Regions from separate parts of the Homo sapiens genome. Here region 1 is linked to region 2. Evidence: chromatin loops called from intact Hi-C (ENCODE). Cell type or tissue: Calu3. All regions are shown on one strand. Each heading gives the region's core, and the rest is flanking DNA. Links, peaks and the distances in the headings are about the cores only. Region 1 overlaps RTN1 (reticulon 1). Region 2 overlaps JKAMP (JNK1/MAPK8 associated membrane protein).

The links. Peaks named below come from ENCODE experiments on the same cell type or tissue, not always from the same donor. Only the 100,000 strongest peaks of a DNase experiment are listed, where the experiment ranks them.
Region 1: a loop joins it to region 2, with 5 times the contacts of the local background. A loop is called at or near these places in 11 of 110 quality-filtered maps.

What each region holds. Positions count from the first base shown.
Region 1 is chr14:59,684,474-59,692,810 of GRCh38, reverse strand. All of the region lies in intron 3 of RTN1 (reticulon 1), which reads left to right. Among named protein-coding and RNA genes, the nearest start is that of MIR5586, 42 kb to the right of the region's middle. In Calu3, for the core only: a CTCF peak has its summit at 4,207 (motif pointing right); a DNase peak (open chromatin) is centred at 4,190.
Region 2 is chr14:59,503,467-59,511,803 of GRCh38, reverse strand. It overlaps JKAMP (JNK1/MAPK8 associated membrane protein), which reads right to left. Exons shown (of 7, transcript NM_016475.5): 7 at 6,394-7,950. The coding sequence ends at 7,732. It overlaps CCDC175 (coiled-coil domain containing 175), which reads left to right. Exons shown (of 20, transcript NM_001164399.2): 18 at 1-44; 19 at 996-1,158; 20 at 6,489-6,737. The coding sequence ends at 6,565. It also overlaps a transcript of L3HYPDH not described here. Among named protein-coding and RNA genes, the nearest start is that of JKAMP, 23 kb to the right of the region's middle. In Calu3, for the core only: a CTCF peak has its summit at 4,281 (motif pointing left); a DNase peak (open chromatin) is centred at 4,283.

The sequences.
Region 1 (8,337 bases), core at 201-8,200, 180 kb before region 2:
TTTTCTATTTAAGATATATCAACCTTGTTGAATATCAGATGGCTGTAGGTGTGCAGTTTTATTTCTGGGTTCTTTATTCTGTTCCATTGTTATATATGTCTATTTTTGTGCCAGTACCATGCTGTTTTGGTTACTATAGCCTTACAGTATAGTTTGAAGTTGGGCAATATAATGCTTCCAGCTTTATTCTTTTTGCTTAGGATTGCATTGGCTCTTCAGGCTCTTTTTGGTTCCATATGAATTTTAGAATCATTTTTTCTGGATCTATGAAAGATGTCATTGGTAGCTCCTAGGAATACCATTGAATCTATAGACTGCTTTGGGCAGTATGGCCATTTTGATGATATTGATTCTTCCAATCCATGAGCATGAAATACTTTTCCATTTTTTAATGTCATCTATAATTTCTTTCAGCAGTGTTTTGCAGTTCTCCTTGTGGAGATCTTTCACCTTTTTGGTTAGATGTGTTCCTAGGTATTTTAATTTTTTGAAGCAATTCTTGATTTGGCTCTCAGCTTGAATGTTATTGATGTATAGAAATGCTACTGATTTTTGTACATGGAATTTGTATCCTGAAACTTTACTGAAGTCATTTATCAGTTCCAGAAGTCTTTTGGCAGAGTCTTTAGGGTTTTCTAGGTATGGAATCATATTGTCTACAAAGAGAGATAGTTCGACTTCCTTTTTCCTGTTTGAATGTCTTTTATTTCTTTCTTTTGTCTGTTTGCTCTGGCTAGTACTTCCAGTACTATATTGGAGTGGTGAGAATGGGCATCCTTTTCTTGTTCCAGTTCTCAGGGGTAATGCTTCCAGCTTTTGCCTGTTCAATATGATGTTGGCTGTGTGTTTGTCAGAGATGGCCCTTTTTATTTTGAGGTATGTTCCTTTGATGCTTCTAGTTTTTTGAGAGTTTTTATCATAAAGCAATGTTGGATTTTATCCAAAGCTTTTTCTGTGTCTATTGAGATGATTAGATGGTTTTTGTTTTTAATTCTGTTTATGTAGTGAATCATATTTATTAATGCACATATGTTAAATCAACCCAGTGTCCCAGGAATAAAGCCCACTTGATTTTGGTGAATTAATTTTTTGATGACCTGCTGGGTTTGATTTGCTATTATTTTGCTGAGGATTTTTGCATCTATGTTTATCAGTAATATTTGGTCTGTAGTTTTCTTTTTTCGTTGTGTCTTTGCCAGGTTTTGATATCAGGGTGATGGTGTCTTTATAGAATGAGTTAGGGAGGAGTCCCCCCTCCTCGATGTTTTGGAATAGTTTCAGTAGAATTGGTACCAGCTGTTCTTTGTATGTCTGGTAGGATTTGGGTGTGAATCAGTCTGGTCTGGGGCTTTGGTTGGTACATGTTTTAATTACTAACTTCAACTTCAGAACTTGATATTGGTGTATTCAGGGTTTCAGTTTCTTCCTGATGCAGTCTTGGGAGGTTGTGTGTTTCCAGAAATGTATCCATTTCCTCTAGATGTTCTTGTTTGTGTGCATAGAAGTGTTCATAATAGTCTCTGAGGATTTGTTATATTTCTGTGGGATCAGTTGTAATGTAACTTTTTTTGCTACTGATTGTGCTTATTTGGATCTTCTCTCTCTTTTTCTGTGGTAATCTAGCTAGTGGGCTATCAATTTTGTTTATGTTTTCAAGAATCCAACTTTTGGGTTTGTTAGGTTTGCATGGATTTTTGGGTCTCAACTTTGTTCAGTTCTGCTCTGATTTTAGTTATTTCTTTTCCTCTTCTAGCTTTTGGGTTACTTTGTTCTCACTTTTTTGGTTCCTGTAGGTGGGATATTAGATTGTTAAGTTGATATCTGCCTTTCTGAGGTAGGCATTTAGCACCTTAAACTTTCTTCTTAGTGCTGGTTTTGCTCCATTCCACAAATTTTGGTATGCTGTGTCTCTGTTTTCATTTATTTCAAAAATTTTTTTTCTTTATACCTTAATTTTGTTCTTTACCCAAAAGTCATTCGGAGTAAGTTGTTTAATTTCCATGCAGTTATATGGTTTTGAGAGATCTTCTTGGTGTTTATTTTTATTTTTCCTGTACTGTGGTCCAGAGTATGGGTGGTATGATTTAGATTTTTTTGAATTTATTGAGACTTGCTTTATGGCCAAACATGTGGTCAGTCTTGGAGTATGTTTCTTGTCCAGCTGAGAACGATATATATCCTGTGGTTGGTGGTTGGAGTATTCTGTAGATGTCTATTAGGCCTAGTGGGTCAAATGTTGAATTTAAGCCCAGAATTTCTTCATTAGTTTTCTGCCTCTATTATCTAATACTGTCAGTAGGGTTTTGAAGTCCCTTACTATTATTTATGTGGCTAAGTCTTTTGTAGGTCTAGAAGTACTTATTTTATGAATCTGGGTGCTCCAATGTTGGGTGCATATATATTTAGGATAGTTAAGCTTCTAGTTGAATTGAATGCTTTATAATTATGTGATGCCATTTTTGCCCTTTTTTATTCTTATATGATATAAGGATAATGACCCCCCCCCACCTCCGCTCTTTGTTTTCCTTTTGCATGATAGATCTTTCTTTGACCCTTTCCTTTGATCCTATCTGTGTCATTATGTGTGAGATGGGTCTCTTGAAGACAGCAGACTGATGTACTTTTTTAAAAATTCAACTTGCCACTCTGTGCCTTTTAAGTGAGGTGTTTAGGGCATTTGCATTCTAGGTTAAGGCTGTGTGTGGTGGATCATGCCTGTAATCCCAGCACTTTGGGAGGCCAAGGCAGGAGTATAACTTGAGGTCAAGAGTTCAAGACCATCCTGTTCAACATAACAAGATCCCATCTCTACCAAAAAAAAAAAAAGGAAATTACATTCAAGATTAATATTGATATGTGAGGTTTTGATCCTGTTGTGAAGTTGTTAGCTGGTTGCTTTGTAGTTTCTATTGTGTAGCTGCTTTATAGGGTCTGTGGGCTGTGTACTTAAGTTTATTTTTGTGGTAACAGGTATCATTCATTCTTTTGCTTTTATGTTTAGAACTCTCTCAAAGATCGCTTGTAAGGTTGGTCTAATAGTAGTGAATTCCCTTAGTGCTTGTTTGTCTGGAAAAAATCTATCTCTCCTTCACTTATGAAGCTTAGTTTGGTGGGATATGAAGTTCTTGGTTGGAATTTCTTTTCTCTAAGAATGCTAAAAATAGGCTCCCCATCTTTCCTGGTTTGTAAGGTTTCTGCTGAGAAGTCCGCTGTTAGCTGATGGGGTTCTCTTTATACATGTTCTGACCCTTTTTTCCAGCTGGCTTTAAGATTTTTTCTTTAGTGTTGACCTTTGACAGTCTGGTGACTATATGCCTTCATGATGTTTATCTTGTATAGTATCTCACAGGTGTTGTCTGGATTTCTCGTATCCAGATATCTACCTCTCTAGCAAGATTGAGGAAATTTTTCTGAATTATTCCCTTAAATATGTTTTCTAGATTGTTGACTTTCCGTCTCTGCAGAAATGCCACTAATTCATAGGTTTAGTAACTTTACCTAATCCCATATTTCTAAAAGACTTTGTTCACTTTTTAAAATTACCTTTTTTATTTTTGTCTGACTGTGTTAGTTAAAAAGACTGGTCTTCACGCACTGAAATTCTTTCTTCTGCTTGGTCTGGTCTATTGATGAAGCTTTCAATTTTATATTGAAATTTCTTAAATGAGTTTTTCAATTATAGAAGTTCTGGTTTTTTTTAAGATATTTATCTCTTCCTACATTTCCTGGATTGCTTAAGAAGTTTCATTGTGTTGATTTTCAACCTTGTCGTGGATCTTGTTGAGCTTCCTTGCAACCATGCTTTTAATTCTTTACGTGTCATTTCTGAGTTTCCATTTTGGTTGGGGACCATAGCTGGAGAGCTAGTGTAATCTTTTGGTGGTGTAACTGCATTCAGATTTGTCATAGTGCTGGAATTCTTGCATTTGTTCCTTCCCATCTGGAAATGCTGGCGTTTCTAATTTTTGTCATTATTTTTGTGTGGTTGGGGTTTTTTCTTTTTCTGTCTTTCCCTATAATATTATTGTTGTTTTCTTTCTTTCCCTTTCCCTTTCACCCCCTCCCTGGAGGATGTGATTACAGAGAAGGCTGGGTAGTATATTTTGGCTTTGCTTCTATAGCCCTATGCACTTCTGCTGACAGGTCTTATCTTGGGCTGTGCAGTTCAACCTCAAGCCAGTAGATGGTGCCTATGGGTAGGAGCTGTCTGTGGCCAATGTGGCTGGGTATAGCCTTGCTTACCGGGAGAAGTTCTCTGTTGCCTCAAGCAATGGGCTGGTTTATGGTGTGCACATTGGTCTGAGCTCCCTGCTCAGCCCTGGAAGGGGTGGGACAGGTGGCAAATGGGTGGGGTTGGACTAGGCAGGCTTTACAGGCCCTCTGATGGCATGCACGAGCACCAGCGCCAAAGGAGAACCCAGTGGGCAGCCACCACGTACCCAGAGGTGTGCCTAGTTTTGGAGCTGGGAAACCTCCTAGGCCTCAAGGTCTCTGCATGGTGGTGGGGAGTGGCTGAAACTCCTAATCCAGGAGAGTGAGTGTTCCAGATGGCTGGAGATCTGCCTGGGAATGGACCGTAGAGGACCCTACTGCACCAGAATCTCTGCACAAAGAAGGTGGGGTGGCTCTAGCTGCTAATCCAGGAGAACAGGTGCTTTGAATGCCTGGAGATCTGCCTGAGCATCGAGTAGAGAGGGCCCCTGTGCACCAGGATCTCTGCCTAGAATAGTGGGGCAGCTCAGGCTTCTGTTCTACATGAGCAGGTGCTCAAGATTCTTGGATATCTGCTTGGGCATAGAGAGCACAGAGGGTGCCCCTTTAGCAATATCTCTTCACAGGAATGGTGGGGTGGTTCAGGCTGCCAATCCTAGGCAAACAGGCTCTCTGTATGCCTGGAGGTCTGCCTGGGCATGAAACAGAGAAGGCCCCCCTTCACCAAGATCTCTGCACATGAGTGATAGGATGACTCAGGCTGCTGACCAGGCAAGCAGGTGCTCCAAATGCTTGGAGATTTGCCTGGGCATGAAGTGAAGAGGACCCCCCTGTACCAGGATCTCTGTATAGGAATGGTACAATGGGTCAGGATGCTAATCCAGGTAAGTGAGTGCTCTGAATGCCTGGAGATCTGCTTGGATGTGAAGTGGAAGGAACCTCTTTGAACTTGTGTCTGCACCTTTGCACAGGAAAGGTAGGGCAGCTTAGGCTGCTGAACTAGGTGAGCAGAAGCTCCAAATGCCTGGAGATCCACCTGGGCATAAAATGGAGAGACGCCTGCTGTACCAGGATCTCTGCACAGGAAGGATGGGCTGACTCAAGCTACTAGTCTTTGGGAGCAGGTGCTCTGAATGCCTGGAGATCTGCCTACATGTAGAGCAGAGAGGGCCCCTCATACCATGATCTATGCACAGGAAGGATAGGCTGGCTCCGACTACTGATCCAGGCAAGGGGGTGCTCTGAATTCCTGGAGATCTGCCTAGGCATGGAGTGGAGAGGGTCCTTCTGCACCATGATCTATATCCATGAAGGGTGGGGTGGCTCAGACTGCTGGCGCAGGCAAGCAGATGCTCCAAATGCCTGGATTTCTGCCTGGGGATGGAGCAGAGAGGACCCTGCCACCATGATCTCAGGGGAGCAGGCTGGGACACCCAGCAATGACACGTGCAGACTGGTTCCAGGTTGCCAAGCTAGCCCTGGCTTACAAGTCTCATCACCCAGATGAGATGCAGCTGTAGCGGCTCTCCTCCCACCCCGGGCCTGCAACAGGAGAAAGCACAATTCCAGCACCTCCTGCTGAGGCACTTTCCATAGCTCTGGTTGCAGAGGCCACTACCCAACTCCAGAGCAGGCACTTCAGTCTCTGACCTAAGACTATTATAAAATGCCTAAGTGGCCATGCTGCCAGGTCACTAAAGAATGGCTGCCTTTGAATGTGCCTGGATTAAAAATGGTGTCCTGTTCTTGGTTCCAGGCCTCAGAAAATGTCTGCAGCTTTTCCCAGCGTCTTTCCCTCATAGCATTTCCAAGCCTTTCCCCAAGTTACCTCCAGGGCTTGGAGAAACATAATGCTGTTCCTTAACCTGGGCTGCTCAGATCCCCAGTGGAAAGGTGAGTCACAGAGGAGGCTCTCTGCTCCTCTCATGTGCTGGGGCTTCACTTATGTTTATCAGACAGACACTGTCACGAGGGCTGTTTGCCCACGTTTTCCTCCTAGAGATCTGGGGTGTCCTTCATAAATCTAGTGGATTCTCATTTACTTTGTGAATTAAAGCTTATCTTTATGCACTGTCTTAATGCAGTATCTTGCTATTTCCAACTGGCTGAGACATGCTTTAACATTCACCATCTTGGAAAACAATCCTTATACATTTTGAATAGTAACTCCTTATCAGAGGTATAGTTTGCAGATATTTTCTCCTACTCTGTAGGTAGTCTCTTCATTCTGTTGACTGTTTCCTTTGCTTTGCAGAAGTTTTTTAAATTCGATATCATTTCATTTTTTTGTTTTTGTTTGTGTTGCCTGTGCTTTTGAGGTCATATCCAAAAAAATAATCGCCCAGGCCAGTGTCACAGAGCTTTCTCCCTAAATTTTCTTCTAGTAGTTTCATAGTTTCAAGTGTTATGTTTAAGTCTTTAATGTATTTTGACTGGATGTTTGTATATGGTGAGAGATAACAATTTTCCACTTTTCTGCCTGTGGAAATCCAGTTTGCCCAACACCATTTATTGAAGAGACTGTTCATTCCCCGCTGTGTGTTTCTGGCACCTTTGTCAAAAATTGGTTGGCCATAAATGCATGGATTTATCTCTGGGCTTTCTATTCTGTTCCATTGGTTTATCTGTCTGTTTTTATGCCAGTACCATGCAGTTTTGGTTCCTATAGCTTTATAGTAGTACATTTTGAAGTCAGGTAGTGTGATGCCTCCAGCTTTGTTATTTTTTGCTCAGGATTGCTTTAGGTATTTGGGATCTGTTGTGGTCACACACAGATTTCTGGTTTGTTTTTTCTATTTCTTTGAAGAAGGTCATTGGTATTTTGACAGGGATTGTGTTGAATCTGTAGACTGCTTTTGGGTAGGATGGACATGTTAACAATATTAATTCTTCTAATTCATGAATATGAGATCTTTTTCCATTTATTTGTGTCTTTTTCAATTTCTTTCATCAATGTTTTACAGTCTTTAGTGTAGAGATATACATTTAACCTCCTTGGTTAAATTTATTCCTAATATGTTTTTGTAGTTATTGTAAAGGGGAATATTTTCTTGATTTATTTTTCAGATAATTCACTGTTAATGTATAGAAATGCTACTCATTTTTGTATGTGATTTTGTTTCCTGCAACTTTACTAAATTCATTTATTAGATCTAACAGTTTTTTTGGTGGAGTCTTCAGACTTTTCTATATACAAGTTCATGTTGTCTTCAAAGAGAGACAATTTAGCTTCTTCCTTTCAGATTTGGATGCCTTTTATTTCTTCCTCTTTTCCTAATTGGTCTGGCTCAAACTTCTAGTACTGTGTTGAACAGAAGTGACAAGAGTGGTCATCTTTGTCTTGTTCCAGGTCTCAGAAGAAAAGCTCTCAACTTTTCCCGTTCGGTATGATGTTAGCTGTGAGTTTGTCATATATGGCCTTTATTGTGTTGAGGTACATTCCTAATTGTTGAGAGTTTTCATCATGAAAGCATATTAAGTTTTATTAAATGCTTTTTCTGCATCTACTAAAATTATCATATGGGTCTTATCCTGCATTCTGTTAATGTGATGTATTACATTTATTGATTTGCATATGTTGAACCGTTCTTGCATCCCTGGGATGAATCCCACTTGATCATGGGATAAAGTTACTTTTTAAAATTTTCAGAGTGGAGAGAATAAAGAATGGAGAACAAGGACTGAAGAGATGAGAATCAGGCACGTATTATATTTCTCATCAGCAGCACTGTACATGAGAAGACAGTACAGAATGATTTCAGATTTCTATGGAGAAAACTATTTTGAACTTAGACTTCTATACCCACCCAAACTATTATTCGTATAAGCAAAATCAAGATATTTTCTGACATTTAAACTTTGCAACTTTATTGCTCAAGTACCCCATATAAAAAAAATCTCAAGGAGGTAATCCTAACAAAACTAAATTCAGGGAAGAGGATGGAATACAGTATAAAACATAAGAAATTGTAGTAGCTGAATATGACCTATAAAGCATGAAGAAAAGTGAAATTAGAGAATTTATTGAATCTTAATGCCTACAGCTTTTTTCTGTTGAGTGGTAGGGGATTTAGTGATACGAGATCACAGTTTCCTTTCTTTGAGTCTAAACATGCTTCTTATTTT
Region 2 (8,337 bases), core at 289-8,288:
CACAATATAAGGATTTGTGGGCTGAATTTCAGACCACAGTTAAGGTGAGTTTTGCGTGTGTCTGTTGCCTCCATATAAATATCATATTTCCAAAAATGTTTACCTACCTAATAAGTGTGTGTGCTTTTGTGTCTGTGTGCACCTGCATGCACGCATCAGGGTGGAAATTCACACTAGCTCTCTCACTCCCCTGCAGTCCTAGATGCTACTGTGACCACCACCTCCTAAAATGTGTCTTTTTTTTTTTTTTTTTTTACCAAATATCACTATGAAATCTTAATTCTTTGGGAAACTGTCTTCCCACTCTACCACTCAGATAAGGTGGGAAAGACTGTTTTTTGCATGCCCCAAATGAACACATTTTGGTTCAGGACAAAGTTGTCAGTTCTGGACTCCTTACCTCTTCATGTTTTACCAGTGCAACATCTGCACCCTCCCCACTTCAGAGTCAGATAGGCTGGGGTCAAAATCCTGGCTCTGCCACTTTCTAAGTATTTAAAGTTTACACATAATCCTCATTTAAGTATTAAAACACTGGACTAGGAAAGCGTTAAAATGTCTTTTTCACATGGAGCTGCGGAGGCCCAGAGGGTTTATGTAACTTGTCCAAGACCAAACAGTTCATGAACGTATGGGAATTTACAACCCAGATCCTGCCTGATTCCAAAGTTCCTTCTGTTAGGCTGAATCTCTTCAGCTCTGTGCTTCTCTGAGGGTGAAACTAGCTTTTTATGCTGCCACCACCATGGCTACCATTATCCACTTAAAAATTTGAGTTCAGTGAGCATTCCATTATTCTTCTCACTTCATAATCCATTTTTCCAAGATTATGTACAGAACTTTGTGAATTGGCTGTGTACACAAGCACTTATTTTTATGACTGATACCAATTATGCATATATAATATTTTTTTTTGGACATGATCCACTTAGAATGTGTATTTATTTATGTTGTAGCAATTTATATTGACACAGCCTAAAATGCCATTTCTTTAGATCTTGGTGGACAATGGTGAAGAGACCTTGCAAGACATAAACAATCTAACAGACAAGCTGCGTGAAAGAGATGAAAAAATGCAGCATGTCAGTACATGGCTACGAGGGAGTCTTGAAGGGCTGCGTTTGCTTGTGGAACAGGAATCACCAATGGACCTTCTTAGTAAGCAACAGCTTAGAGCTTTGGTAACATGGGACTTCCTGCTATTTTACTATATAGCTGGTAACATCAAAAGAAGAAAAAACGTGTCAACTAAGTGACTTAGTTATCCCCAATTATGCCACAAACATTCAATTGAACATTGATACTTATTTGGGGTTGAATACTCTTGTAGTGTTATCCAATTCTGCCTTTCACCTAAGAGAATTTTCTAGATAACTAAATCTTCTTTATAATTTTTTTAAAAAGTTTATTTTAAACATTTTTCCAGAGAAGGCTTTTTAAACTCTTTTACACATTTTTTAGTCTTCTTAAACAGAAGTTGAATATAATTTTACATTTTCTTCCTGAACTGAGTTTAGCATTAAAAATAGCAACTGTTACCTTCTCAGAAAAATCTAGTGATGGCTGCGGGGGCTTCTGAGATGTTAACACATCATATCTAACATGCTTGACTCATGAGCAAGCAGTCCAGTCTCTCCAGAGGCGTATCAGCTTCATCCTCAATCCCCACAATAATGTCATGTTAGACATAGCCACAGAACTCTCCAGATTAGGGCAGTGGTGAGAATTGAAGGTGAGTCCTTGCACAGGTACAGCCCAGAGGTCCCAGTGACAGAATCATCTGGGAAGATGGGATGTGGGGGTAGAGGGAGCTTGGGAGAAGGAAAGAGAACAGAGTTTAGAAGAGAGATGGAGTGATGAAACAAGAATACTGTCATCTGGCAAGTGTACAAATCTATTTGTGCTTATCAAGGCTTAATTTTAAAGAGCATAATCACTAGATAAGCAATTTTGAAGGTAGGATGTAGAAAGTAAAATGGGATAAAAGTAAAAAGAGCTGCATGCAGTGACTCATGGTTATAATCCCAGCACTTTGGGAGGCTGAGGCAGGAGGATTGCTTGAGACCAAGTGTTCGAGACCAGCCTGAGCAACATAATGAGACCCTGTCTCTACAAAAATAATTTTAAAGTTAGCAGGGTATGGTAGTGCCTCTGCCTCAGCTACTCGGAAGGTTGAGATGGGAGAATTGCTTGAGCCTGGGAGGTCGAGCCTGCAGTTAGCCATGATTGTGCCACTGCACTCCAGCCTGGATGACAGAGTGAGACCCTGTCTTAAAATAAATGTAAAAAGAGGGATAGTGATAAGATTAAAAACATTCCAGTATTTGGGAAAACCTGTGTTCTGGGGCATTGCTTGACAGAAGAAATAACGTTTCAGTGGCCAATGAAGAACTTTGTGGGTAAACCCTCTTAGCTGCAAAGTCATTTTGATGGTCCTGCCTGGTGATCATGATGAGCCTGGTGATACTTATGATGTACGAATGCATAAAGGATCCTTTGTGGGCCTTGCTTCTATTTGTATTTCCTTTGCTAGGCCAGACCATTCCTTCCAACTATAGATCAAGCAAAATTTTGAGAGCTAAATCATCTGTAAGTGTCAAGGGCACTGTCTTCACATGAATTAATCTTCTGTTTTTATCTGAAACCCGATGGAATCTTTGTGTTGCAACAAATTTAAATAGACTCTTAGAGAAAGTTTCACTGAATTACTAATATCATATTTCCTTTTTCATATATTTTGAGGTCTGATGGATAATCTATGACAAGTAGAGACTGGCAGTGTGTAAATAAAAAGACCACCCAAATGAGAATAAGCAGAGGCTGTTTATGCAGAACTTGCTATAGCAATGGAGCCAGGCACTGTCTTAGTTCGTTCGGGCTACCATAACATTCTGTACACTGGGTAGCTTATAAATAACACGAATTTATTTATCACAGTTCTGGAGGCTGGGAAGTCCAAGATCAAGGCACTGGCAGGTTTGGCTTCTGCTGAGGGCCCACTTTCTGGTTCATAGAATGGTGCTTCCTCATTGTGTCCTCAAATCATTTAAGGGGTAAGGCAGCACTTTGGGGCCTCTTTGATAAGGGCACGAATCCCAAGACCTAATCACCTCCCAAAGGCCACACCTAATACACACTGGAGATTGTTTCAACATAGGAATTTTGGAGGAGACACAAACTCTCAGACCATAGCAGCCAGGATTACTTGCTTTTCTCTCTTTTTTTTTTTTTTTTTTTTGAGACAGGGCCTCTCACCCTGTTGCCCAGGTTGGACTGCAACCTCTGCCTCCCAGTCTCAAGCAATCCTCTCACCTCAGTCTCCCAAGTAGCAGGGACTACAGGCACGTGCCACTGTGCCTGGCTGCAGTGTGTGTGTGTGTGTGTGTGTGTGTGTGTGTGTGTGTATTTTGGAGACGAGGTTATGCCATGTTGACCAGGCTGGTCTTGACCTCCTGAGCTCAAGCAATCCTCCTGCCTCAGCCTCCTAAAGTGCTGGGATTATATGTGTGTGCCATGGACCTATTGGACTAAACAAAGCGGGGCGAACGCGGGAATAAAAGACAAAGACAAGAGAGTATATTTGGAAGAAGGGGTCAGGGGGCACCTTGCCTCTAGTGGACAAGTGCCCTGAACTTTACACAGCCCTCTGTATTTATTAAGCAAAAGAGATAGTGAGGTGTGTGGGGGGTCGGGGGTGATTGTCCGCCAGCAGCTTGATTCACAGCAGGCTTGTAAGACTGCATTCTTAGAACAATAGGCACTAGATTTCTCAATAGGTAACTTCAAGGAACCCAGTGCCAGGGAGTGAGGCCCTCAGCAAACCTTTTGGTGGCAAGGCAGTGTGAGTTTGCTCACATCCTGCGTTCATGATAAACAGTTTGCTGTTTGGTCATATAGCCTCCAGCGGAATGCTGAGTTGGTCACATCCCACAGGCCTTCAGCTCCCTACAGGTGTGAGCCACCATGCCAGCTAAGCTCTGCTTCTTACATGTTATCTAACCTCCACTCCTCAGTCTCCCCAGTTGTAAAATACCACTGATAAAACTAACAGGAGTTATAAAACACCAGACCCATATTAGGCACTCATCAGATCCCTGAAACCTACCACCCTCCTGGAGAGGTGATAGTAAAATCTGAATTTACTATTCAAGTCCTTGGCCATCTCTGAGCCACCTGTAACCTCCCAGCTTTTGAATGTTCCCTGTTGAATGGGTTCTGCCACAGGACTTCTGGAGAAGCCCTTATCTCAGTTCAGCACCCCTCTACTGTCCTCTTCTGGCCATGATAGTCACTGCAGCCCTGCAGGTCCTGCCCTCTCCAGGATCACTGCACTAGCTTCATTAACATTGGGCACTTTGGAGCCTGACACTGGAGCAGATGTTACAGTGACAAAGTTGAATAAACTCCAGGCCCTGAACCTTAAAGTGCATACCCTGTGAGAAACAAGACAATTGAAGAGCTGATGAAAATACATTGGATTCCTTCTAGAAAGTGGCTATCAGAGGGTAAAGCTGTGTCTTATTGGATGTTGGAGTACACAGGGATATCTTCCCAAAGGAGAAGCACAGACATAAGCTGGTCAAGAACTGCCAAGTAGCAAGGCTGAGTGGAGATCTGCTGGGGGAACCAACCAGCAAGTGTGGAATAGGCTTGTCAGAACATTAAAGGCCAGACTTCTTCCTGAAAACTAATTACTAAAAACTTACTTTTTGCCTTAATTTTATTTCTTGTAAATCAAAGGTAAATAAGTTAATTCTTAGTGTATATGTAAGCTAAACAGTAACTTAGTACAGTTATTTTTAAAGTAAAAAGAATTTTGTCTTAAAATTACAAAAGTCCTTGAGTATTACATCATATATTATGTTAGGTTACATAAATAATTTGTGTATTAACCAAATATATTGATACATGGGCTATGGAAGACATTTTTAGGATGAGGTACTTTAAAAGAAACATTAAAAAAATCAATGTATATAACTGTCAAAGTTATCTCTGTTATTGTGATGAGGGGCTTGATACAATCATCTACATTTTGATTAAGTCTAGAAAAACACCTCCTTATAATTAAAGCAGAATCAAAATTTCAGTGAGAAGAAAGAAAATCATTTGCCTAGTACTTGTCTCTTGGAAAAATTAAGATCTGAAATAGGAGGAGTTTAGATCAGTGGTTCTCAAACATTAGAATCACCTGGAGATTTTAAAAAACCCCTGTGCTCAGCTGGGTGTGGTGGCCCATGCCTCTAATCCCAGTACTTTGGGAGGCTGAGGTGAGCAGATCACTTGAGGTCAGGAGTGCAAGACCAGCCTGACCAACAGGGTGAAACCCCATTTCTACTACAAATACAAAAATTAGCTGGGTGTCATGGCGGGCACCTATAATCCCAGCTGCTTGGGAGGCTGAGGCATGAGAATCACTTGAACCCAGGAGGTGGAGGTTGCAGTGAGCCGAGATCGCATCACTGCACTTTCAGCCTGGGTGACAGAGCGAGACACTGTCTCAAAAAAAAAAAAAGAAAAAAAAAAAAAAATCCCTGTGCTCAAACACAGACCAATTCAACATGAATCTCTGGGTGTGGGGCCCAGGCATTATTTTTTTAAATCTCTCCAGATGGCTTCAATGTGCAATAGTCTCGCAAACTAATAGTTTTAGACAAATATATAACAAGGTAGTTATTAAATTTATCAACTAACTGACCCAAATTAATCAAGAAAACACAGATTTAGTATCCCTGGTCTGAAAATCCAAAAATCCAAAGTGCTCCAAAACTCAAAGCTTTTTCAGCACCAATATGACGCTCAAAGAAAATCCTCTTTGAGAATTTAAGATTTCAGATTTTAGGATTACGGATACTGAACTGTAAGTATAATGCAAATATTCCAAAATCTGAAAATACCCGAAATTCGAAACACTTCTGGTCTCAAGCATTTTTGAATATGAGATATTCAACCTGTATTTTGACTTTTAAATTACCTCTTCAGGACTGGTTAGCAAAAGTACCATACACTGTAGTGATAAGGATTGTGATGTGCTACAAGGGCCTAAGTCAAAACTTAACAAAGACAAGGGTTGATTTTTAAATTTCTTATGACCACGTTTTAACAAATTATTTAGTAAAATTAGCAACTACAGTGGCTATAAGTTGTTCTAGTCTTATTTTTACCAAAGCAAATTAAAAATGCAGATACATATTAAGTATTGTGGAAATTATTTGCCCGTGAGGCCTTGTAATTGTAATTTCTTCTTTTGCATATATACTTTTCTGCTAGAACAGGACATATGAAAAAAATGATTGTAAAAATGGCCCCAAGTGGACCAGAAGATATAGTCCTAGTAATCAGACACATGACACCCCTCCCTACTCTACCCCGATTATACAATTACTCAATTGAGGATTCTTTGGGCAACTCAGAATTTTAATGAACACTAATAACCCCCCAAATGTGTGCAATACAAATAAAATTTTTATATTTATTTTTTATTCCTACAGAGAAGAAGAAACACATTCGTACAAGGGTTCATTTCCCAGTGGTTAAATGTACTGAGAAAAATACATTAACAAAGTAACTCAAGGATACAACTGCTGTGAATTCAAAAGACAGACTACTACAGGAAAAGTGAGTGCACTTACTTTCATATTTTGCAGCTGTTAATAGAAGTCTTAAACATTTAAAATTTAACTAATTCACACAACCTCCACCAAGTATCAGTAAATAAACTTCTAAACAATAAAAATGGATAAACATGGTCAGGTTGTTAGGTTAAGAGCTAAAAATTTCATTTTGCTTCCATGGTTGCAACCATGAGTCTTAAGGCCTTCAAAGCATAAACATCACAGAACACCTATCACAAACCACAAACCAACCACAGGAAAACCCTTTTTATTCTGTGTATCTTCTGTATTTCATTAAATCTAATAAGCCATCAGTTGTAAGATGCATCCTAATTCAGAGATGTCACAAAGTGAAATAAGTATCTCTGGATCAATAAAATATGGTATGTATATATACCCGAGATATGAGAGGAAACTATTTACCAGTTTGAATTACTTCCATACTATTGTGCCAAACAACAATTAAGTGTCAAAACATTGAAATTTTATGTAGGTAAGCTTTTTATTATTGTTTTCTTTACAGGAACAATAATCCAAACAAATCTTGAACCAATCTATAAACAGAAAACCTGTTATATAAATTATTATCTATTTTTGCAATACATCAAAATACTGTATTGATGAAAATAAATAGATAACAAAAAACAATATACATCATTTCTATGTTTGCTATCAGACCCCACAAGTATGTTTGTTTTTACAATTCATTATAGGTGAAAAACAAACTGAAACACAACAGGTAAGTACAATTACGCCACTGTTAAGGACTGCAGATTACACGTGTTAAAGCTTTTCTTAATAAAATGGGAACACATTGCTAGGTACACAGAAACATGATTTTGCCCTAAAGAACAGCTGAACTGTTGAGAGAAGCAAGGGCTTCCTAGCGGCCTTCCAGTGTAGCAGATAATATTACCCTGTGTAACAGAGTATTACAGAGTTTTGCATTTTCCAAGTCTGTAAGTCTAACCATAAACAAAACAAAGACAAACCCAAACATTAAGATATACTGACAATCTTGTTCCCATATATGATAGAATAGTTCTCATACACTGTTAAGATTGATTTACTTTTTTATTAGGAGCACTTCTCAGGTTTTTGGCATTTCACATGTCTACACTCAGTGTCCATTGGCTCCTTCTGAGAGTATCCTTGAAGGTTCGGTAAATTTTGCAGTGAACAAGTAAAAAAGGGCTGGTGTAGGTACCAAAGCCAAAAGGGGCAAATCTTGCTCAAGTTTATCCACTCTGGAAATGGAGATTATTCCATAGGCATGAAGTAACCAGTGGCTGAAGAGAACAATAAGTCTTTTCTTTCTGACCAGAAGATCATAGCAGTTCTATATAATTTTGTAAAAGAAAGAAAAGAGAAATACAGATTATCAGGCTAAGTCAGCTGGGTAATTTAATATAACTTAATATAAAATGTATTATTTATAATCTCAGAATCATAAAATGTTTGAGCTAAAAAAGACTTAAGAAATCACTCAGTCTAGCCACTCCACTTTATAGATGAGGAAAGTGAGGCTCCTAAGGTCATATAAGCACTCAGTAGAGGCACCCAGACGAAAGCTACGTCATCATGTCTCTTAAGTCCTAGTCTATGCCATCATTCACTCCTGGAAACACTATAGTTTCTTCTCAAAGATACGAACTAGAAGGGAAACTCCACTTTATGTGCTTGCTTCCTGCCCTGATCCACTGTTGCTATGGATCTACAGGTGGGA